2 separate regions of the Homo sapiens genome follow, and region 1 is linked to region 2. A link is an interaction called in ENCODE POLR2A ChIA-PET data of the cell type or tissue named here. Cell type or tissue: MCF 10A. All regions are shown on one strand. Links, peaks and the distances in the headings refer to the core of each region. The heading gives the core; the rest is flanking DNA. Region 1 overlaps WDFY2 (WD repeat and FYVE domain containing 2). Region 2 has its middle 32 kb from the start of MIR4703.

Region 1 (12,484 bases), core at 1-5,000, 71 kb after region 2:
TGAGATTTTTAATCCCAAAATAAGGAGATCTGATCCCCAATGCCTAGCACAAAGGAGATATGCATTATATGTTCCTTGAATGAATTAAGCAATGACTGGTGATCACCTTTTTGAATTGAAATGGACCTGAGGATTTTGTGAGTTTCTGTCAGCAAAGGTATTTAAGTTGAGCCTGAGAGAAGTTTAGCAGCTTGCTTTAGGCCAGGGTAATCAACAATACAATATGGGATGGGAGTGGGAAGGGGCTGGGATGAGGGGGTTGGATTTTTTTTCTGCTTCGAGGGCCTTTTTTTCCTGACTCTAAATTACTATGATTCGAAGTGGCCATGACTACTTGACTGTTTCCTGAAAAAAATATGTTAAAATTTTATTTCATCTTATGAATCCTCATAGTATTGGTTCATTTACCATTAATTCTTTTTATTATGAAATTACACTATCCCAGTTCTCTGCTTCAACCATTAGTTTGATAATTAGACCTTGGTGCAGTTCAGTTGAGCTCCTGATAGAGTTTTATGTACCATGTATTTTATAACATTTGCACAATTTTCTTAAGAAATGCAAATCAAAGTTTTATAGTGCCAAGCACAGTTCTGAAAGTTGAGGACTTTTCAGAGTGAGGGAGTGAGCGCTCTGAAGTCAGCAAAATTAGAACCCATCTAAACTAATTTTTCAGTGTGTGAAGTCTCTAATAGCATAAAATTAATACACTTTCCACTGCGCACTTGAGACTCATCACTTGGTGGTAATAATTGTGGATTTCAAGGTCCCAAAGAGGGAACTTGTCCTGTATGATTGTGGAAAATTAGACCTTTACTCCGAATTCAAAACATGAAGCACTCTTCATGCTAGCAAATCTTTCTGGGAACAGGCTGCCTCTGTGTTTCCAAAGGTCAGAAATAGACTGACTTTTTAAGGAAAGATCACTATGGGAAAGCTTATTTGAGGAGGCTTACTAGAGGAGGATTAGCTTCAAGTGATCCCAGAGCTCCTGACAGTTCTGAATTTCCTGTTTTTATATTATTAAACCAGAGTCTGTCCAGGACCTCACAGATCTTAATCAGTATATATTCATCCACATATTGCAATGCTATGGGAAAGTTAGGATGGCAATTCTGACACTCTTAAAATGAGTAATTTTTAAATCTTGAAATCCTGACCAGCTGTCTTACACCTCAAGTGCTGCTAAACTTACTTTGAAAAAGGAATATAGGTAAAAATCATAGGATTTAAGTAGCTAGAATAAACTTTAGAGAGATGGCCTTTTCCAAACAAACAAAACCAAAACTTTAGAAAAGGAAATGTGAGTTTTTACTTGCACAGCATCTTTCTCTGGCTGTCTGTTTTCACTTTGCATTTGGCTTTGAGAAAGCATGGAGAATCATCTTGATGTCATTAGAAATAACAGTGTGGGGAAAATTAAAACACTTTGTGGCATTTAGAAATCAATAAGTAGATTGTGATTTAAGACTACTGCAGGTGGTGATTTGTTGATATCTGTAACACTAAACTAAATTGTGTACAGTATATACTTAGAAGAGACTGACCACCATACCAAGCTTTTCTTCTCAACTATTGGCAGAATAGAAAGAATTTAAAAAGAGATCACACTCCTTTATTTTTATATGAGTAGGTCTCCCAAGGAGAGTGTTACAATTAACCTAGAAATTCCCTAACAGAGAAAAAAAAAACAAAAAAAACTCCCCTTGTGCAACTTCAGCAAGCAGTCTTCTCTTTAAAAAAATTTTTTGTATTTCGGGGCAGGGAGCCTCTTCATCCAAATATTTTATTTAGTCCTTAGTAAAAATTAATTCAGAAGTATGAGAAACTAACCAGTAAGACCAAAAAAGAAAAGGTCATCTCCTTGTCTCTTGGCAGGGAGTGCTACTTTATGGTCTCCTGTGCCTTTAATTTAAGGATTCTTGGAAAAGAACTGGGAGTCTGATCTCAGCTCTACTCTGCATTGACCTTGGCATTTCCTGGGGCATTTCATCACTCTAAGCTTCAGTTTGTCCATCTGGCAAAGGAGGGGGTTAGATTTCCTAGCTATGACTCTTGTACTGTGATGTGCTTCTGTAGTGACTAGATAAGTAGTCTCTGCAACCATATCATCCTAAAATCTCAAGTGGAGGAAAGCACGCATTAGGGAAAAAGCAGCATGCTTGTGTGAAACTGTCAGCACCTCATGTTGCAACTGTAAAACGATGCTTTCTAGAGCCTTTGGATGGCAGCGGTTATTTATTCCTGGATGAAATATTAAGAAGTATTTGTTTTGTGTTAGTGCCTAACACCCAGTTGAACTAGATTCACTACATTCCTACTTCTAGATGAGTCCTTTACTTTCAAACTCTGGGTGGTTTGCCAGCAACCAAGTCAGGGCCTGGGTTATCTAGATTAATGCTTTGGAAACTTTTTAGACCATAAATCATAGTAAAAAATATAGTTAGCATTGCTACGCAAGACTGACATACTCTCTCACACATAGACACACATATGACAGAAACAAAGGTTTTATGAAATGGTATCCTCTTAATGTGACATGCACACTATTTTCTGTTCTGTTGCAGCCCTTATAAGATCCTAGTTGTGACCGTTTCAATTAATTTCATGACCCACTAAAGGATTGTGAACAAGAGTTTGAAATATTACAGAGCTTTAGAAGAACTGGTAATGTTTTGTACCTTCTTTTTCTCCCGTTATGTAGTTTCAGTTTTCTAGAAGATGGAAATGTAATTCAACTTGGGGACCTAAACCCTGCCAGCCTACCCCACCCCTGGCCTGGCCTGCTTTTCTGAAATTCCCATTGACATTATAGAATTGACCCAGTCTGACTGGAAGCCTTCAAGTTAGGAGATAACTGTTCTAAAGCCTTTCAGCCCAGAGCCAGAGAGGGTTCAGAAAAAAAGTAGGAATGTTGGGGGGAGGGGGGAGGGATAGCATTAGGAGATATACCTAATGTTAAATGAAGAGTTAATGGGTGTAGCACACCAACATGGCACATGTATACATATGTAACAAACCTGCATGTTGGGCACATGTACCCTAAAACTTAAAGTGTAATAAAAAGAAAAAAAAAAAGAAAAAAATTAGGAATGTACCAAATTGAGCATTTGCTATTGTTTGAGTGGCTGCATTTTAACTTCCTGTCCTATGTTAATTTATTACTGAGTTAGGACTCAGAAATGATGCATCACATCTAAATTATGAATGTTGCCAGGTGGGGTGGCTCACGCCTGTAATCCCAGCACTTTGGGGGGTTGAGGCGGGTGGATCACCTGAGGTCAGGAGTTTGAGACCAGCCTGGCCAACATGTTGAAACCCTGTCTCTACTAAAAATACAAAAATTAGCTGGGTGTGTTGGTGGGCACCTGTAATCCCAGCTACCCGGGAGACTAAGGCAGGAGAATCGCTTGAACCCAGGAGGCGGAAGTTGCAGTGAGCCGAGATTGTACCACTGCACTCCAGCCTGGGCAACAGAGCGAGACTCCATCTCAAAAAAAAAAAAGACAAAAATAAATAAAATAAAATTAAAATAAATAAGTAATGAATGTCAGTTGTTGACCTCTCTGTGTGACTATGCTTTTCTTTTAGCTGGGCAGATTTACTTATAACACAGAGCTATTTAGAGATTTTATGTATTTTCCATTGGTTATTAAATTATTATCTCTTTTCCGATTTCTAAGGATCAACTTAAATTTTAAATAATCATCATAATAATCGCTCTGGAGTATGTTTACATTTTAAATAAAGATAATATAGGCCAGGCGTGGTGATTCACACCTATAATCTCAGCACTTTGGGAGGCTGAGGTGGGAGGACTAGCTTGAGGCCAGGAGTTCAAGACCAGCTGAGCAAGATAGCAAGATCCTGTCTCTACAGCGAATAAATAAATAAAAGATAATAACCACAATAAAGAATTACTGCTCATAGATCCCTTAGCACAGTGACTGTTAGTATTTCATATATTTCCTTCTAGTAGTTTCTCTAATGCAGTTTTCAAAAATATGATTGTAATCATACACTTTTATGTTCTTGCCCTCACTTAAACTTTTGCCAGCACCTACCTAGATTTTAACCATCATTTTAAGTGGCCTTATATTTTTGCTTTCCTTCTGTATTCACTCATATTTATTTAATGATTATACTGTATATACTTGGCCTCTGATCTCCCATCATGAACAAGGCATATCCTACTCTCAGGGTACTGGTGATCTAGTCAGTACATCATAATTTATCTTCTCCCTATTGTTTATTTACATTATTTTCAGTTTTATAAATGTTATGATGAACATTTATAAATTGTTATACATATAGGTGTCCCCTTCTATCCCCCACCCTGAGTTTTTTGATTATTTCTTTAGGAAAGATTGTAAGAAGATTGCCATATTATTTTCCAAAAGGTTTATGCCACTTTAAAATGCTTATAGTTATGTATGCATATGAGAATGTTAGTTTTGCCATACCTGACCAGCCATGGATATTATTATTTTAAAATTCTTTTTCATAATTTGCTTGATAAATGGTGGTACTTTATTGATGTTTAATTTGTATGTTTTTGGCTGACTGGTGAATATTTTTCTGTTCGTTTATTTCTAGTTATTTTTCCTTTTGTGAATTGTCTGTTTCTGTCCTTTGTCCATTTCTCCATTGAAGTCTCTTGGTTCTTCTTAACAATTTCTTTTACATATATTCTATAGATATATTAAGAATATTAACCCCAGGCCTGTTATATATCCAGATATATCTTACATTTTGTTGTTTGCCTTTTCATTTTTTGTATAGAAAACATTTACTTTTAAGTTTAGCTGTCAAAATTTATTTTAAAAATTTTAAAATGAGAGACAGGGTCTCACCACGTTGTTCTGGCTGCAGTGCAGTGGCCATTCAGAGGCACATTCCCACTACTGATCAGCAAGGGAGTTTTGACATGCTCTGTTTCCGACTTGGGCCAGTTTACCCCTTCTTAGGCAACCTGGTGGTCCCCAGCTCACATGAGGTCACTATATTGGTGTCTAACTTAGTGTGGACACCTAATTAGCATAGCACACTATAGCCCAGAACTTCTGGGCTCAAGTGAACCTCCTGCCTCAGGTTACTGAATAACTGGGACTACAGGTGTGTGCCACCACACACCTTTTTTTAATAATTGAAATTTCTTCCATCACTCCTAATTTTTGAAAGTAACGCTTTTCCTAGGGAGCCACTGATACTCATTTTTCTTTCATCTTAGTTATATAATTTGATGAAAAAATAACTTTTTGATTGGTTTGAAGTGTATTTCATTAGGTGGCATAATTTGGGAAGTATAAATGGATTTTCCTAAAACTTGCTGTTAATTATTTCTACATTACTTATTGAGTGGTCCTTATATTTTCTTTTGTATTTATTTGTGAAACGACTTTTATCACAAATTTCAGTTCTCATAATCAGCAGGGCCTGCTGTGGCCTCTGTTGTGTCTTAGGGAATCTCTTTGCCTCTTTTAGCACCAGTTCTACACTTTTAATTATTGTAGCTAATGAGTTTTTCTTGATTGCTTGCCACTATGTGTCTGCAATGATAGCCCTAATCTCTCTGTCCAGGTCATCTGGCTAATGGGAAAGGAATCAGATATTGGCTCTTTCCAAAGCCTTAGGATTTTACAGTCTCAGTTTCCGTGTCTGCAAATTGGGAGTAATGACTCGTCCTAGTGTTGTTGGGAGGTTTACATGAGATGATCTTCCTGCAGCACCTGCAGCACCTGCAGCACTTGGAGCATAGTTGGTGCTCAGTGAAAGTTTGTTTTATTTTTTGTTTATAACACCAGCACACCTCTAAGCAGGTAAGCTTTTTCTGTTGCCATGGTTCCATTAAGACTATTTTAAGACTCACTTTGGATGTACAGAGTTTGGTCTGTTGAACTTTTTTTTGTTTTTGTAGAGTTCTGAGCCCCTTTTTTCTTCTCTATTATAGAAGGGCGAGGTTAACTCTGTCATCTTTATACCACCACTTTCCAAATTTGCCCTGTGACAGCCAGTGGTAAGGAGAGGTGTGTAGTGGGTGGGTGCTGTGTTCTCCTTTGCAGGCTTCTATCTCTCTCTTCATTTGCTATCTTGCCCTGAAATGGTATGTCCCTTGTCCCCACTGGTCTCCTGGACAGCAGGGGCTGTGTCTTCCATGGCTTCCATAAGGAATACACTTAGGGAAGGATAAAAGTTTAACTAAATTGTTCTTAACCGGAAGCTTAGGCATTATAAACTGGCAACTAGCAGACTGAAGTCCACCGTTGGACAGATTTTGAGTGGTCCACACACAGTGTTTTTAGAAGTTTTGAATTTGTCGGCAAGGTTTAAACATATGGACTTCACATAAACACCCAGATTGCCAGCTTCTCTTGACACATGGGAAGACGGAGCTGTGCCAAGCCATGAAATTATCGCCTGCAGACCCCTTGCTCCTGCTCTGCCTGTTGGGGCTAAGGTCCTCTGAGCTGGCCATGAGAGGTGAAGATATGCTGCCATGGCTGCCTGCTGGTGGGAAAGCAGCACACGAGACCCAGAAAGCCTTCCTCTAAAATCTGAAATGCTTCCCCTTTTTTGGACTAAGTAGTTAGAGCTTTGATATTTAGAAGAAGAAAAAGAAAAAAGAAATCAAAAGATAGCCAGAAAGCTCATGTTTCTAAAAACTTAGATGTGGGCCAAGGGAGGAAGCATATAGGTAAAAAATCAAGACACCTTTTATAACAGATGCTGATGTACCCAGTAAATATATAAATAAAGGTGGGTATTGGTAAATTAAGGACGGCATTTACCCTTCCTGATTCCCTCTCTGGAGGCATTTTTTTGGGGGCCAGGGACTGGAGTCAGAGAAGCCTGGATTTGACTCTTTGCTCTGCCACTTCATATTTAAATACATTTAAATTCTAGTTTTAGAAAAGCTTAGATTACATTGTTGCTTTTTATTTTGTGCATCTGGATTAATATTCCTGGAGTCAGTTTACATGCCTTGCTGTTAGAATCTCAGTAACCTGTTTTAGTGTTCGTTGGGGGAGAAGGAGTGTTGGAATGGCTAATTCATTTCATTATATTTCGATTTGGGGGATATTTTTGAATTTATATTTGAATAATTAATTCTCTTTACATGTCAGAGCTTAGATTGTTAAACAGTTTTGAAAGATGAGTAATTTTTATCTAGAAAATAAAATTAAATTAAGGAGGTTAATCTGCATGCATAGTTAGCTGAATTGGCATGCTGTTTGAATGGATTAAATTGGTTTGGAGTTTGGTTGCAGTGTGACTTTTCTGACTTATTTTTCTTATTGAGCTTCCATTTGGGAAATTTCTGTCACATCAGATATGCAAAATATAAATCTTTGAGTTCGATGTGGATAGGATAGGGCAAAGTTTGAGAAAGTAAAGTTCACCGAATCCTAAAAGGTTCTGTCAACCTTAAATAATGAGATTCAGAAAATATGATTTAAATACAGTTTGAGTGCAAAGCTTGAGGATGATCACCTGGAAACACTGACTCCAAGTGAATGGGCTCAGTGTTCCAAAGTGAAGTTAAGGTTTCACTTACATGGGTAGAGACAGAGAAGTTCCAGCAAGATTGCATTGTTCATATAAGACCAGAACATACACCACAACGATTTGATTGGTTACAGATTGCTACATTCCAGGGAAGATTCCTTACTCCATGAGAAGGGACAAGGATCTGAGGGGGTCTTATCTCTGGTGCTGCTTGGCCTTTTAATTATTTACAGGAAAAAAGGCAGAAGTTGCAGCTGTACACCACGTGACTTGGGCTGTGTAGCCATATTCCTCTCAAGGCTCAGAATAAGTTAAAATTCCAATAGCTTTAAGTTGGAATTATTTTAAGTTTGAACAATTTAATTTCACAGTTCAGTGTAGTATACGGAGAAGAAGCGGTCCAGAAAAGTTCTCTTGAGGCTCTGGGGGCATGTGTGGGCTTGTCTACAGGTAGATTATATTTCTCCAGTGTGTGGTCCTCCTCCCACCTCACTTTAATTTTTTGTTTTCTTTTTAAAAATGTTCTACTTTACTCTTTAATAATTTCTCATTATTGAATTAGTGGAAGTATAGATCATTGTCAGAATTGAACCCAGAAGAACTGTATACTATATACCAAGTTGTTGCTTTATTGATAAGTGAACAAACGGTTGAGTTCTTGAGATTACTGTGTTGAGATTTCCAGTGCTCATAGGCACTTTTCTAAGGGTCTTTGGCTATAATTGAAGTTCTTATATTTTGGTCATAAGAACTTCATTGATGTCCTTACCATTATATAATTACTGGGAAACTACATTCTTAAGCCTGAAGGACTGAACTTGAACTTGAAAACTTTTGAAGCAATGAACTGTTTTCACATTGCACAAGTAAGTTTGTCCTTTGAGGGATGCTGCTATAGTCACTATTTTCAGGACCCGACATTGCTTATTTCTGCTTTTTCAAAACTTTTGCTTAAAAAGTTTATCTGTCTGTTGCTTTTGTTGCCTAGTAGTTCATGCTTATGTATGTGGAAAAGTGAGGTTAATGATGGCAAAAAATCCTGGATGGATTTGCAGAGAGAATGGGATCAAAATGGCAGAAACATTTAGTTACTTGAAATGGAGTTTAGCTAGGAGATTGCAACAATTTGAAATAAAATAATCATAGTACAAAAGAAGTAAGGTTTTAAAAATGTTACTTATTTGGTAGTTTGTTTCCCTTGAAGAAATTCTGAATATTTGAATGAAAAACAGCAGGTAGAAATAGATACTAGCATTTACATTTACAAAATAATCAACCTTGGTGGTTTTTAGTTGATGGTACATGTATATGCAAAATTCAGAAGGCTATGATGAGTGAAGTCTCCCTCCCACTCATGGGTTTTAAGATTTTGTGAAAGGAAAACTGATAGGATTTCCACAAGGTCTAATATATATGCCCTGATATGGATCTCAGTGGGCATTTCTGCTTCAGCTGTGTTAAACTTTTCCCTTATAAAACTGCTTTGGCAGGGGCAGGTGTGGTGGCTCACGCCTGTAATCCCAGCACTTTGGGAGGCTGAGGTGGGCAGATCACCTGAGTTCAGGAGTTCGAGACCAGCCCGGCCAACATGGTGAAACCCTGTCTCTACTAAAAATACAAAAATTAGCTGGGTGTAGTGGCGGGCACCTGTAATCCCAGCTACTCGGGGGCTGGGGCAGGAGAGTTGCTTGAACCCAGGAGGTGGAGGTTGCAGTGAGCCGAGATTGCGCCACTGCACTCAAGCCTGGACAACAGAGCGAGACTCTGTCTCAAAAAAAGATAAAAATACAAATAAATAAAACTGCTTTGGGAGGTCAGGGTCACAGGGATGCTAAGATTGCTGCCTTGTTACTTTTCTGCTTACGCCACAGTGGACCCCTCTCTGAAAAACACAGCCCTCCTAGGTGCAGGGGGCATGCAACAAGGATCTTTCACACAGGGCAGCCAAGTCTTACCCCTCTACCTTCTCTTCCTGAATATGGAGAAAAGTTCTTGGCCTGATCCCTAAGGAATTCCTCATTTCTTTATCCTAAAATCACTGTAATAGGACTATGTGTACTCGGAAATGGGTTTATCTTGTATTCTCTATCCAAAGAAATATATATGGTTATGCCGGAGAATTTTGCTACTATATCAATGGTAGGGTTACTTGTCTATGTAAATAAAAATATTCTCCTCTATTGGAGAATTTGCTGATGAACTCAATGAACAAAAAATTGTCCAATTAGAAGAGGTGAAGCAGGCTTTCCCCAGACAAATTCAGCACGAGATTGATTTGGAGAAGTCACAGCAGGCACTGGTCCACAAGTGCCATTTACTTTTTTTTTTTTTTTTTTTTTTGAGACAGAGTCTCGCTCTGTCACCAGGCTAGAGTACAGTGGTATAATCTCGTCTCACTGCAACCTCCGCCTTCCAGGTTCAAGCGATTCTCCTGCCTCAGCCTCCTGAGTAGCTAGCACTGCAGGCATGCGCTACCATGCCCAGCTAATTTTTGTATTTTTAGTAGAGGTGGGGTTTCACCACGTTGGCCAGGATGGTCTTGATCTCTTGACCTCATGATCTGCCCACCTCTGCCTCCCAAAATGCTGGGATTATAGGCATGAGCCACTGCTCCCGGCCTTAGAAGTGCCATTTACTTTTTTGACACCCAGAGGGATAACATTGCTTTGGCCTTGGAGGCTACTTACTGAGAATAGCTGCATAAAGTATAGAAGGCTATAAAGAATTGCCTGGACTATCATATCTCTGTGCAGACTATTATGGGAGAAGCACAAGGTGCAGAGAATCTCTGCACAGCAAGAAAAGGAGACATTTGTGAAGCGCATGGCACAGTAAAGCTGCTCACAAAGAAGGCTCAAGCACAGCCAGCTCTATTAATGTATCTATCCCAGTTGAGACAGCTGGAAACAGTTGACTGACTAAATGGAAACTAATCTATGTAACAACATGTTTTTGTATTGCTGTCTGCTGAAGTTACTGTATATGTTTCCTAAAAATGAAAAGTTTGAGTTTCATGTAGTGAGAGAACTAAGTCCATTGGCCAGTCAGATGTTTCTCACCCTTCTTACTCTGGACTTTGAGTTGTTCCAGGATCACTTTTGAATAAGGAGCTTACTTTTGTTAAAACTTGCTGCCTTACTAAAGATTATAAGTTATAGTTTAAATTTGTAATTAATTCTGCCATCTTGCAATAAAGTGACAATTGAAACAAGGTTTTCCAAGTTGCATAATTTTATGAAGTACTATTCAACTTTTGTCATGTGGGTGAAAGTTAAAGATGCCATTGAACTACAAAACAAACAAACAAACAAAAAAAAAAACAAAACAAAAAAACCAAAAAACCAAAACTGCTCTGGGGCTTGCAGTGCTTGCATGTGGCCACTGTGACACAAAAACCTTCTTCCTTCCTCCTTCTCCCCTACTTCTCCCTCCCTCATCTCCAGATAGCTGCATTCCCTTAGCACACTCTTCATGTATTTATTAAAGCACTGCCTCACATTGAAATTATTTCTCTTCTGCCCTGTGGTCCTTATCATTGTATCTCTCAAGACCTCTAGATCAGGGCTGAGAACACAGTAAGTAAAATTGAAACAATATAGGTTTGTGTTGTGTATTAGGTCACACTGAGGGAGAGAGTTACTTTGAAAATCAGTTGTGTCCTAATGATATATAATGATGGAGTCCCTTAGGTTTCTTTGATACAGAAACCAGCTCTGGCATTTCCTGGTAGGAGACTCAAGTATCTTGCAGAATCCAAGGGATGCATTTGGGTCTTGGGAATAGAACTGAAGACTGGAGCACATGGACAACCAGGAAGTCTCTTCTCCCTACTGCTCATCGGTTTCTGTGTATCTGCCTCATTCTTTCTTGCTCACACTGGCTTCCTCTGTTTCTTTCTTAGTCCACATGGCATAACATGGCTGCCGGCTGCTCCTGAATTTTACATTACAGTCTAGATAAGCAGGGAGAGATTGATCTCAGACTCCCAGAATTGCGGAATTCCTTGGGAAGGAACCTAGTGGTCTGGCTAGGGTCAGCTGTTCACTCTGGAATTATGGCCAGAAGTAGAGTCATGTTGCAGGGATATGGCAATCCCCACTGCAGTCTGTGGATGGGGAGAGGAGGGAAGGGAGGAGGGGCATGTCTCAGAAAGAGAAGAAAGATAAGCAATCCAGTAGGTGCCCACTACTGGACCCTATGGGCATGAGATGAGCCCATGCCCTTTTCGTTGGTCATTGCTTTAGTAGTAGCGGAATAATGAACACTCACAGACTCTTGTGTTTCTCCTGACCTTCATTGCTATTTTCCGTGAAGTCTGCTCATATAGCAGGTGACATGTTCAGATGGCCATTTTCTCATTGCTTTATTTGCTGATTTGACATGTGGACTCTTTTCCTGTAGTGAATATAAGATGAAGAATGGGTAGGTATTTCAATATGAATGTTCTGAGCAAAAGCCATTGTTATGGGACAAATTTTAGCACTGGTGAGTAGACCCCATATGATAACCATATTTTCTAAACTCCAAGTAAAAACACATGGCTCAACAAAATATTTTTTCTTCTGATGGATGAAATTATTAAATTGCATTTTGTGATATATTTAATCAACTGAAATCCAAAAAATAACATGAAACTAGACTGCCAAGCATATATGGGCACAGCATATATCCTATCTCAGGGAGGAAGTGGAAAAGCCTCAAGTATATTAATAGTAATTAATACTAGGTTACTCTTTCTGAATATGTACCATCGGCCAGACACTGGGTTAATCTGTTTATGTGCCTTTTCTTATTTAATTCTAAAAATGATTGTATGAAGTTAGTAGTTTACTTTTTTTTTTTTTTAGACATAGTTTTGCTTTTGTCGCCCAGGCTGGAGTGCAATGGCGCAATCTTGGCTCACTGCAACCTCTGCCTCCGGGGTTCAAGCGATTGTCCTGCCTCAGCCTCCCGAGTTGCTAGGATTACAGGCACCTGC
Region 2 (12,507 bases), core at 2,913-7,912:
ATTTCTGCTCTGTTTTTTCCCCATCTTTGTGGTTTTGTCTACCTTTGGTCTTTGATGATGGTGACGTACAGATGGGGTTTTGGTGTGGATGTCCTTTCTGTTTGTTAGTTTTCCTTCTAGCAGTCAGGACCCTCAGCTGCAGGTCTGTTGGCATTTGCTGGAGGTCCACTCCAGGCCTCGTTTGCCTCAGTATCAGCAGCAAAGGCTGCAGAACGGCGAATATTGGTGAACAGCAAATGTTGCTGCCTGATCATTCCTCTGGAAGTTTTGTCTCAGAGGAGTACTTGGCCATGTGAGGTGCCAGTCTGCCCCTACTGGGGGATGCCTCCCAGTTAGGCTACTCGGGGGTCAGGAACCCACTTGAGGAGGCAGTCTGTCCATTCTCAGATCTCAAGCTGCGTGCTGGGAGAGCCACTACTCTCTTCAAAGCTGTCAGACAGGGACATTTAAGTCTGCAGAGGTTTCTGCTGCCTTTTGTTTGGCTCTGCCCTGCCCCCAGAGGTGGAGTCTACAGAGGCAGACAGGCCTCCTTGAGCTGCAGTGGGCTCCACCCAGTTGGAGCTTCCCAGCCGCTTTGTTTACCTACTCAAGCCTCAGCAATGGTGGGCGCCCCTCCCAGCCTTGCTGCCGCCTTGCAGTTTGATCTCAGACTGCTGTGCTAGCAATGAGTGAGGTTCCATGGGCATGGGACCCTCCAAGCCAGGCGTGGGATATAATCTCCTGGTGTGCTGTTTGCTAAGACTATCAGAAAAGCACAGTATTAGGGTGGGAGTGACCCGATTTTCCAGGTGCCATCTGTCACCCCTTTCCTTGGCTAGGAAAGGGAATTCCCTGACCCCTTGCACTTCCCAGGTGAGGTGATGCCGCGCCCTGCTTCGACTCACACTTGGTGTGCTGCACCCACTGTCCTGCACCCACGGTCCGACAATCCCCAGTGAAATGAACCCAGTACCTCAGTTGGAAATGCAGAAATCATTTGTCTTCTGTGTGCCTCACGCTGGGAGCTGAAGACTGGAGCTGTTCCTATTCGGCCATCTTGGCTAGCCAAAAACTACCGCAATTTCTTTATCCAGTCTATCACTGATGGACATTTGGGTTGGTTCCAAGTCTTTGCTATTGTGAATAGTGCCACAATAAACATATGTGTGCATGTGTCTTAACAGCAGCATGATTTATAATCTTTTGGGTATATACCCAGTAATGGGATGGCTGAATCAAATGGTATTTCTAGTTCTAGATCCTTGAGGAATTGCCACACTGTCTTCCACAATGGTTTGAACCAGTTTACAGTCCCACCAACAGTGTAAAAGTGTTCCTATTTCTCCACATCCTCTCCAGCACCGGCAACAGGCAATTGTTAAACTGACATTGATTTTATATTATTACCATTATTATTTGAATTTTTAAATTAAGCAATGAGGTGTGGGAAATTGTGTGTAGTGAACTGATCATGGACTATAATATTAGGTTTTTATTCTTAAAAGTACTTTAATTCTCTTTAATTTGATTAGTCAATCTGAAGATCGGGTATCTTTTATTATATTAAAAATAGACAGCCTGGGCGACGTGGTGAAACCCCATCTGTACAAAAAAATACAGAAAAAAGTTAGCTGGGCATGGTGGTATGAGCCTGTGGTCCCAGCTGCTCAGGAGGCTGAGGTGGGAGGAACACTTGAGCCCAGGAGGCAGAAGTTGCAGTGAGCCGAGATTGCACCACTGCAATCGAACTGTGCAACAGAGTGAGACCCCGTCTCAAAAATAAATAAATAAATAAAAATAAAAACAATGAGCAGAACAATTATACATTCATTCATTTAATACTTTTTTCTACATCATTCTATGAGCAAGAAATGTAATTTAGTTTTGGATACCAAATGACCACAAAAGCAAGCAGCTATTTCTCTTTTATTAAAATTCCCATGAGGAGTGCAATGATCTATAGTGTGGAGAACAACCATTCAAATGAAGTTTTGAGTGTACAGTCTTATTTTATTAAGATAAAATAGTCATGAGAATCTTCCAAAATTCCTATGGAAATCATATCATTTCCATTGACTTGTATGTATAAAAACTGACTAAAACGTTGTTAATTTCAGATTCTTGTAGAAACCTGTATTTGCCTTCAAATGTCTCTAAGACTTCCTACACTGGAGTACACTCAGCCCTCATCCAGCTTATGCAGGCCTGATACTACTATAACAAGACCTATTTTTCTATACCTAAGCAAATATATTCATAGTATTTTAAAATTGCCTTTTTTGCAACATTTAGCAAGAACCGCACAGTTGTTCTGTCGCTCTGACCTAGCAATCCTGCTCCTAGGAACTTACCCATAAGAACTAATTCCACAAAAGCAAAAATCCAGTTGCACAAAGATTTTAACACTATCTATAGCAGCCAAAATCTGAAAGCAAAATCATTTTCTACAACAGGAAAATGACTTAGAAAAGCATAGTGCATCAACAAGATGTCCTATATGTGATCATTAAAAAGGACACTAGGAAGTGGCAGAAATGTCAAAAATATTTTGGTAAACCTTAAATTAAAAAGCAGTATTTTTTAAATGACATTTATGTTGTGATTATAAATATACAAAAATAGACGAGCTAGTGGAGGACTAGAAGACAATTTGGAAAATAAAAACAGTTGCTCAGGGTAGGATAGAGGAAATTAGGAGTTTATTTTACTTCTTATAAAAATGTCTCAGAGGCCGAGGCAGGCGGATCACGAGGTCAGGAGATCGAGACCATCCTGGCTAACACAGTGAAACCCTGTCTCTACTAAAAATGCAAAAAAATTAGCCAGGCGTGGTGGCGGGTGCCTGTAGTCCCAGCTACTTGGGAGGCTGAGGCAAGAGAATGGCATGAACCTGGGAGGTGGAGCTTGCAGTGAGCCAAGATTGCACCACTGCACCTCCAGCCTGGGTGACAGAACGAGACTCAGTCTCAAAAAAAAAAAAAAAGTCTCAAGTTTTGTTTTACCTCAGCTTTTCAATTGAAGTAATATAACTACTTGCTATGGAGAATCAATTTAAACCATAAAAACACATACACATAGGTCAAAAATAAAAGCTGGACTTTTACAGAATTGATCCATATGTGTTCTCTGTGCATTTCCTCCTATAGCTAACTTTCTAGTGCCATCATTTTTACCAATGTCTTTAAACCTTGTGGAGTTGCTTCCAAGATCATGCTGGGCTCCCATCAAACCTATGATACCAAAATCTCTGGGGATTGGGCCTAGGTATATGTATTTTAAATCCACCCTTCCATCCCCAGGTAATTCTAACATGCAGTTAGGTTCAGAATCAGAGGACTTAAAGATGACCTTTCCAAATCGGAAATTTAAAAGCAAACAAAACCTCATTTTAAAGAAATACAAAAGTTATAGTCAACATTCAGGTGACTACTTTCAATTTTGATTTCTTGGGATATAGAAATGAGTGGCAGATGTGTTCACAGTACTACAATCCAAGGCATGATTTTGTGCTGTCCTTGGAAAGCACCAAACTAAAGAAGATCCTACAGAACATAGATGATCCCATCCCGGACCATATCCTCAAGTGACCGGCTCCTGTGTCCACGTGGCCTTGCCAAAAGGCAGCTAGACGTTCTCAGGGATTTCCCAGAAGGCAAATATTCCTTTCCTCATAAAATTTGCGTATGGTGCTCAGAATGCTCTATGTATCCCAGAATTTCTATTATTTTGATTTCTAGCCATTTTCAGAAGCCCAGATGCTCCCCTCAGGCACATAAAATTCTGTAGCCGCCAGGATCCACATAGCAGAGTGGAGGGACACAGCAGAGCTTGGAGTAGGTGCAGGAGGAACAGAGCCCACCATAAATTGTTCTCTGAGTTCCAGCCAGATGCAATGGGGTCTGCCCCTCAATCTGCCTTTTTCTCCAAAATGAGTGCATTGTAATCCATCTTGGCCCTTCCCTTTTCTCTGCTTTGTGGGTTATATGTTATTTTTCCTCACTTCACAAAAACAGGCCATTGTCACAATTTAATATTAATTTAGAAGGAAGCTGACCCGACAAATTTGAGAAAACCAAGTCCCAGAGAGGATAAATGACTTGCCCACGGTCACGTAACTTGATGATGCCAAGCTGATTTCCTGCCTCGAAAGCCACTTTTCATTATTATGAGGAAATGCATATGATTAACCCACAGTCTGGAGGGCATGTGTTTTAGGTTGTTCTCATAGCAGGGACGATTGGCAGTGACTTCATCCACACCCTCCTACCCAGCCATCCTGAACGGGTGACACACAGCTGAGACATCTGCTGTGGAGTAGGAAGGCTTCACACTGGGGCATGCTGGAGGGACACTTGAGAGATACAGAACCTGTGGTGCTGTCCTTGTTAACAGCACACATTCTTAAGATTAGAGCATCTTAGAGGGAAAGGAGAAGGGAGATTCATTTGTGTCTCCAACCTACCCTAGGTTGCATGTTAAACCACTCACCACAACATGCAGAGTGGGAGGTAAATAATTCAGTGTATACAGGTTCTGCATATATGTCATCAACGATTGATATGTTTCTGTATTCAGGTGGTTGTCAATATATGAATGAGATATAGCCTATATTACTCCAAAGAATTTAGTATTTAAAATTCTATATTCATTTTTGTTAGAGAAGATATTACTGCACAAAGGCCTACTTAGCCCCATATTACTGGATGTGACACTGATGGTTTCAGGAAACTTAACTGCTGAGGACTGAATTATGTCCCCCATCCCAAAATTCTACAGGTTGAAGCCCTAACCCCCTATGTGATGATATTTGGAGATGGGGCCTTTGGGAGGTAATTAGGGTTAGATGATATCATGAAGTACAGTCCTCCTGATGGGCTTAATGCCCTTCTAAGAAGAGACATCATAGAATTTGCTCTCTCTCCCCCATGTGAGGACACAGGGGGAAAGTGGCCAACTGCAACCTGGAAGAGGCCCTCCCTAGTACCCACCCAGGCTGACACTGTGATCTCAGACTTCCAGCCTCCGGAACTGTGGGATAATACATTTCTGCTGTTTAAGCCACTCAGTTTGTGGTGTTTTTTTTTTTTTTTTTTTTTTGCCTAAGCAGACTAATCCACCAACCTCCAAGAACCATACTAATTCTGTTGGCACACAGCATGGGTACTAGGAACACCAGATGCTCTTTGCTCTGGGCTGCCAAATGTCCAGCTTTGGAGGGAAGTCAAGGATCCAAAACAGTAGCATAAGTTCTAATGCTAGCTCTGGAAGCTATTCCTATGCAAGGTATCCAGAAATTAGGCATGTCATAGATAAACATAAAAGTACAATTGCACAACGATGTATGCATTCACTCATCCAACAAATATTTATTGAGCGTCAGCTATGTGGCAGGCACATAGGTGCTGGGGATATAGTAGTGAACAGAACAGACTCAAATCCCTGTCTGTTGGGGAGGACAGACAATCCATGAAATAAATAAGTAAAATATATAATCTACTAGACAGTGACAAGTGCTAAGGAGAAAAATTAAGCTGCAAGGGTCCTAAGGGATACTGGTGGTGATGTTAAATAGAGAGGTTAGGGAAAGTCTTATTAAATAGGTGCTGGGTGAGGTGAGCTAGGGAGCTGTCTGTATATCACCAAAAGAACATTCCAGAATGAACACAAAAGCAAAGGGCATGAGGTGTGCTGGGAAAATATCAAAAAGGCATGTGTGGCAAAAAAGACACGAAAGGAAGTAAGAGAGGGCAGGGGGTGGCATAGATCATGCAGCATTCATACCATTCCATCGACTCCCCTTCTCTGAGCAGAGCTGCAGCACGATCTGCTCCACATTTCAACACAGTCTCTCAGGCTGCTGGGTGTGCAGGGTTGCTCAAGTAAAGGCAACTTTGAAATGTGTGCTGTGTGGGTGTCCTAGGGCTGCCAAAACAAACTGCCACAAGCTGGTGGCTTAAAACAACAGAAATGTATGAGCTCATATTTCTGGAGGCTGCAAGTCTGAAATCCAGGTGTCTGCAGGGCTGATTTCTTCTGGAGCCTCTGCCTGAGAATCTGCTCCATGCCTCTCTCCCAGGTTCTGGTGGCGGCTGGCAATCCTTGGCTTGTGGCTACATCGTTCCAAGCTCTGCCTCCATCTTCATATAGCCTTTTTTTTTCCCCCTGTGTGTGTTTCTGTATCTCTGGGTCTCAATCTCCCACTCCTCTCTCTTATAAAGACACCAGTCATTGGATTTAAAGCCCATCCTAATCCAGTGTGACCTCATCTTAATTAATTATATCTGCAAAGGTGATATTTCCCAATAAGGTGACACTGAAAGTTCTGGATGAGCATGAATTTTGGGGGGAACACTATTCAATTCATTACTTATCACTAAAATACAGCCTTTAGGTTTATAAACTGAAAAAAATAGCCTTTAAAAATAATCAGTACTAAATTTTAGTCTGTTCCTGCAGTTTATAGGAAGGTAAATACCATATGAAATCAGGGTTGGCCTCTTAGCAAGTTAGAATTGGCTGAAAACAAAGTATAATAAAGAAGGCCAGAGTCCAGGGACTCTAAGGGACTAATCTGGCTTTTTTTTTTTTTCAAAGTAATAGTGAACATATATGAATATTTGAAAAGAAAACAAAAAGATATTTTCACAAAACTTTCAGTAATGATGACTTTGGTCCTGTCCTTAGTGAATGGCCTTGACTCTGGCCAGGTCGTTCAGTAGATCTGTGCCTGGGGTCTCCAGTATACAGTCAGGGTAAATTGTTCCAATCCTTTACCAGTGACTTTTTAAAAGGGAACATGTTTGTGCTCCATGAAACAAAAATGTGAAATAAATTCAACGTCTACAAATAATAATCATCAAACCTGAATTCTTATACTGGCACATCTCTTCCCCAAACTCACCCCTTGGGCACTTCTCTCTACAATGTCTTCCAAGGCCAGGTCACCAAACTCCAGGCAGAAGTCTCTGGAGAGAAGATCACCAAGGACAGCATGGGTTACTGCTTCTTTTTCCTGTCCAGTTTGCTGTGGACAGCCATGCTCCCCTAATGGCATTGTCTGAACATGTTTTTATACGGCTGTGCGCCCCTCAGAATAATGTCCTTCTGGGGAGGTTATTTCACCCCCAACGCCTGACCTTGTCAAAGGCCTGCCCCTCAGCCCTCGTACGCTAATGCTGCCCACCTGATGATACCCAAGTATGCTCCTGCCCCCTTCCCATTTGCTGATGTGGCATATAGAGCTTTAGCTGGATCACACATGAAATCAAATTGCCTGCAGGACAGCTTCATGTACAGTCCACAGTATGTTGAGAGAGAGGCATCCCACCAAAGCCTCCAGCGCAGCACCCGTGGAGACCAGCAGTACAGATATCCTTCATTGCCCTTCTCCCCCTAGGCTACCACCCCCAGGACCTGTGCTCATATTTTGGCACGTTAATACTAAGCCCGGAGATACTGAAAGCATTTATTTTTTTGCATACCTTTTCATTAAAGTTCAGTCTTTTTTGCCTTTCTTTTTGGTTTCCCACTTTTTCATTTAAATGGTAGCATATTAAATACACTATTGTACACCCTGCTTTTTATATAACTGTATTGATGTATATTTTGCATATCATATAATTTACCCATCTCAAGTGTGTACAGTTGAACGATTTATTTATTTATTTTGAGATGGAGTCTTGCTCTGTCGCCAGGCTGGAGTGCAGTGGCATAATCTCTGCTCACTGCAACCTCCACCTCCCGGATTCAAGTGATTCCCCTGCCTTAGCCTCCCAAGTAGCTGGGGCTACAGGAACATACCACCATGCTTGGCTAATTTTTTGTATTTTAGTAGAGACGGGGTTTCACCATGTTGACCAGGATGGTCTCAATCTCCTGACCTCGTGATCTGCCCACCTCAGCCTCCCAAAGTGCTGGGATTACAGGCATGAGCCACCACACCCGGCCTTCACTTATTATTATTATTATTATTATTTTGAAATAAGTCTTGCTCTGTCACCCAGGCTGGAGTGCAGCGACACGATCTCGGCTCACTGCAACCTCTGCCTCCCAGGTTCAAGCAATTCTCATGCCTCAGCCTCCTGAGTAGCTGGGATTACAGGCACATGCCACCACACACCTGGCTAATTTTTGTTTTGTGCTTTTTGTTTTTTGAGTTTTTTATTTTTTTGGTAGAGATGGGATTTCACTATCTCTACCAAAAGATGATCTTGAACTCCTGACCTCAGGTGGATGGCCAGGCTGGTCTCGAACTCCTGACCTCAGGTGATCTGCCTGCCTTGGCCTCCCAAAGTGCTGGGATTACAGGCATGAGCCACCAAGCCCGGCCTGAATGATTTGTTTTTTGTTCTTAGTGAATTTACCAGGTTGTGCAACCACACACCATAAATCAGCTTTTGATCATTTTCATCCCTCAGTAAGATCCCTCGTGCCCATTTACAGTTACCAGCCCCCTCCTCACCCAACCCCAGGCAACCTCCTTTGCTCCTGATGAGCAACTGTGATAAAGTAGTTCTTGGTGTTGTCATTACAGTCTAAACAGATTTGGCCAGTTTCCCTCCCATCCTAGGAACCAGGCTTTTTCACCGTGGCTGTCTTTCTGGTCTGAGCCAGAGGGCAGTCTCAATGGTGACGCCAAAGGCTGGGGGAGGAAGGAAGGAAGCTGTGGCTGGCACACCTCCATGTGCTTGAATCCACAGGCCCCTCTGCCCCAAACCAAACCACACTGTCTGCCTCCTATGCCAGCTCTGCTGAGAACAACTTTTTAAAAAACTTTAAAACAAAATTTTCAAGAAAAATGACTAAATGTCTCAGTCTTAAATTTTCTCTAATTTTAAAAAAATTGGTGTATTTTTTTTTAAAAATCCTGGATTATAATGACCAAAAATTTTTCCTAAGTGAAAAACACCAAGTTGAGGTAAAATGACACATTACCATGCTCAGGTACACAAGGTTATGCCTGTCACTGACCATTTGGAGTTTTGGTTTTGTTTATTAAGGAAAAGTCAAAGCAAACACAGGAATCGAGAACCACTGAACTCGAATGAGGCCTCCATCAAGGCCTTTTTGAAGAGCAGTGGTCAATCACAGAATTAAAAGAAAGGCAATCAGGTCAAGTTGTAATGCAGTTTGACTTAAAATGCATGTGCACAAAACAGCTATTTCTGCCTTCACCTTCCCCTTTGCTCTGTGAGAACAGGAACATATAAGGTCGTCTATTAATATTTTTTTAAAGAATGAATAAACAAATGAAGGCCTAATATGTCCTAAGCATTATGTAGCCTTGATGTCAAGAAATCCAAATAGAATGGAGAAGTGGACCCATAAACAAATAATTTCTATATGCAGTAGTCCTCCCTTATCCATGGGGAATACATTCCAAAACCCCCAGTGGATGCCTGAAACCACAGATACTACCAAACTCTGTCTATACGATGCACAAATTTATTTTTCCTTCTTCACAATATCACAGATAGAAGTTTCATTCTTACTGTAGATTTTAGAAACCTTAGCATATGAGTTTTTTCCCTTAGTAGTCTGAGAACTTTTACCTTTTTACTTAACATAAGCACTTGACAGCATATCCAAATTGCCAGCATCACCACTCTTTCACTGTGGGACCATCATTAAGTAAATTAAGGGTGACGTGGACACAAACACTGTGATACTGTGACAGTCGATCTGATAACAGAGAGGGCAAATAAAGTGACTCAGGGGCAGGGAGTGTCAACAGTGTGGATCTGCTGGACAAAGTGAGGATTTCCATCCTGGGCAGGACGGAGAAGGATGGTGCAAGATTTCATCATGCGGCTCAGAGTGGTGGAAAATTTAAGACTTATGTTAATAAATTGTTTATTTTTAGAATTTCCCATATATTTTCCAACCACAGTTGACCACTTATAACAAAATCACTGAAAGCTAAACTGTGGATAAGGGGGACTACTGTAGTATGATAATCAACAGAAGTAATGTCAAGGTATCATAATAGCTCACCATGAGCAGTGGTTAATTTGGGTTGAGGAAGAGGGCAATGATGAGGGAAACTTTGCATATGCAAAATATGAGCTATTTAGGAGAAATAGGCATTCTCCAGGAAAGCAAAGACAAAGAAGGTCATTCCAGGCAGACGAAATAGCCTATGCAGAGGGAAGAAATAGTTTAGTCTAGCCAGAGCATAAAACGTAGATAAGTTTCCCCCTGTAGCCATGAGGCACAGGGTAAGCCTGAAAGAATGAAGTCCTGGGTGAGGTCAGATGTGAGAAGCAAGAAACAGTTTGACGGCTGTATTAGTCAGGGCTCTTTAGAAAAGTAGAGCCAATAGTATATAGCTATACAATACTACATTGCTTAATGATGGGGATACATTCTAAGATGCTTTGTTAGGCACTTTTGTCATTGTGTGAACATCACAGAGTGTACCCACAGAAACCTGGATGGTATAGCCTACTACACACCCAAGTTATCTGGTATAACCTATTGCTCCTAGGCTACAAACATGTTACTGTACTGAATACCATACACATTGGTAACACAATAGTAAGTAATCGTGTATCTAAACATAGAAAAGTTACAGTGAAAATGCAGTATTATAATCTTATGGGACCATTGTTGAACATGCTGTTTGTTAACTGAAATGTATTATGTGGCACAGTGACTGCATATATATTCATATAGAGAGAGACAAAGAGATCGTATCAGGCTGTTCTTGAATTGCTACAAAGAAACACCTGAGGCTGGATAATTTACAAAGAAAAGAGACTTAATTTGTTCATGGCTCTGCAGGCTCCAACATTTGCTTCTGGTGAAGCCCCAGGAAGTTTCCAATCATGGCAGAAGGTAAAGAGGGAGCTGGCATGTCACATGGTGAGATCCGAAGCAAGATACAGAGGGAGGAGGTGTCACACATTTTTAAACAACCAGATCTTACATGAATCAGAGCAAGTACTTACTCATCACCAGGGGGACGGTGCTAAACCTTTCATGAGGGACCCACCCTTATAATCCAATCACCTCCCACCAAGCCCCACTCCAACACTCGGTATCACATTTCAGCATGAGATTTGGAGGGGACAAATATTCAAACAATATCAGAGATTGATTATAGGAATTGGCTCATGTGATTATGAAGGCCAAGTCCCACAATCTTCCATCTGCAAGCTGGAGAACCAAGAAAGCTGGTATAGTGATTCAACATCAGTTCAAAGGCCTGAGAACCAGGGAAAGCTGATGATGTAAGCCTCAGTCTGAGGCTGAAGTCCCAAGAACGAGTAGCACCAATGTCTGAGGCAGGAAAAGATGGATGTCTCAGCTAAAAAAGGAAGAAGATTTGCCCTGCCTCTACTTTTTTGTTTTATTCAGACCCTCGACCAGTTGGATGATGCCTGCCCCTATTGGGGAGGATGGATCTTCTTTGTTCAGCTGCTGATTCAAATGCTAATCTCTTCCAGAAACGCCCTCACAGACACGTCCAGAAATAAGGTTTTACCAGCTACCTGGGCATCCCTTAGCCCGGTCAAGCTGACACATAACACTGACTATCACAATGTTCAAGTTCAAGGGAGTTGGGAGAAGAAAGAACTGGGCATAAAGCAAAGGGTCTTCAACAGAGGACAGAACAGACAGTGTGAGCAATGGTGTAGAATAATGAAGCAATTTTTTTGTACTAATTCATTTGCAGCTGAAAGCTGAGAATGTAGGGAAGTGGCAGTTGTAGAAGCCATTGTTTTGATGGACTAGGTGGCATATGGAATTGTTGTATGTGAATTTGAGGATAGGGAGACAGGTGTACCAGATAAAAGTAAAGCAAGGCAAATACTCTTCAAATACTCAGTTTGTCAATATTTTGTGGATAGGGTTAGTGAATGGGTAAATGTGGACTTGAAGAAATTTTAACAATATCCCTAAAACCAGTAGAAAACCAAAATACTTGAATTATAAGTCAGGTATAAGGACAATTAGGGTGGGCTGAGTCAGGATAAATTAGCATCATGTGAGATCTGCAAACAGTTGCCTTTGTGGTTAAGACATACTCCCCTCCATCGGCATCCACCATTGCTGAGGCTTGGGTAGCTCACCGTGTAAACAAAGAGGCAGGGAAGCACTAACTGGGCAGAGCCCACTGGAGCTCAGCAAGGCCTACTGCCTCTATATATTCCACCTCTGGGGGCAGGGCATAGTAGAATAAAAGGCAGCAGACAGCTTCTGCAGACTTAAATGTCCCTGTCTGACAGCTCTGAAGAGAGCAGTGGTTCTCTCAGCATGGCGTTCGAGCTCCAAGAACAGACAGACTGCCTCCTCAAGCAGGTCTCTGACCCCCAAGTACCCTGACTAGGAAACACCTCCCAGTAGGGGCCAACAGACACCTCAAACAGGTGGGTGCCCCTCTGGGATGAAGCTTCCAGAGGAAGGATCAGGCAGCAATATTTGCTATTCTGCAGCCTCCACTGGTGATACCCAGGCAAACAGGGTCTGGAGTGGACCTCCAGCAAACTCCAACAGACCTGCAGCTGAGGGGTCTGACTGTCAGAA

Evidence for each region. ChIA-PET counts read pairs that join two places held together with the same protein. Peaks named below come from ENCODE experiments on the same cell type or tissue, not always from the same donor. Only the 100,000 strongest peaks of a DNase experiment are listed, where the experiment ranks them.
Region 1: POLR2A ChIA-PET joins it to region 2 with 9 read pairs; 7 of 35 experiments call an interaction of 5 or more read pairs at or near these places.

Annotation. Positions count from the first base shown.
Region 1 is chr13:51,589,082-51,601,565 of GRCh38, forward strand. All of the region lies in intron 1 of WDFY2 (WD repeat and FYVE domain containing 2), which reads left to right. It also overlaps the pseudogene RN7SL413P and the pseudogene ATP5PBP1. Among named protein-coding and RNA genes, the nearest start is that of WDFY2, 11 kb to the left of the region's middle. In MCF 10A, for the core only: no CTCF peak of the experiment used is centred there; a DNase peak (open chromatin) is centred at 2,010.
Region 2 is chr13:51,514,797-51,527,303 of GRCh38, forward strand. No RefSeq gene overlaps it. Among named protein-coding and RNA genes, the nearest start is that of MIR4703, 32 kb to the right of the region's middle. In MCF 10A, for the core only: no CTCF peak of the experiment used is centred there; DNase peaks (open chromatin) are centred at 4,225, 5,235 and 5,895.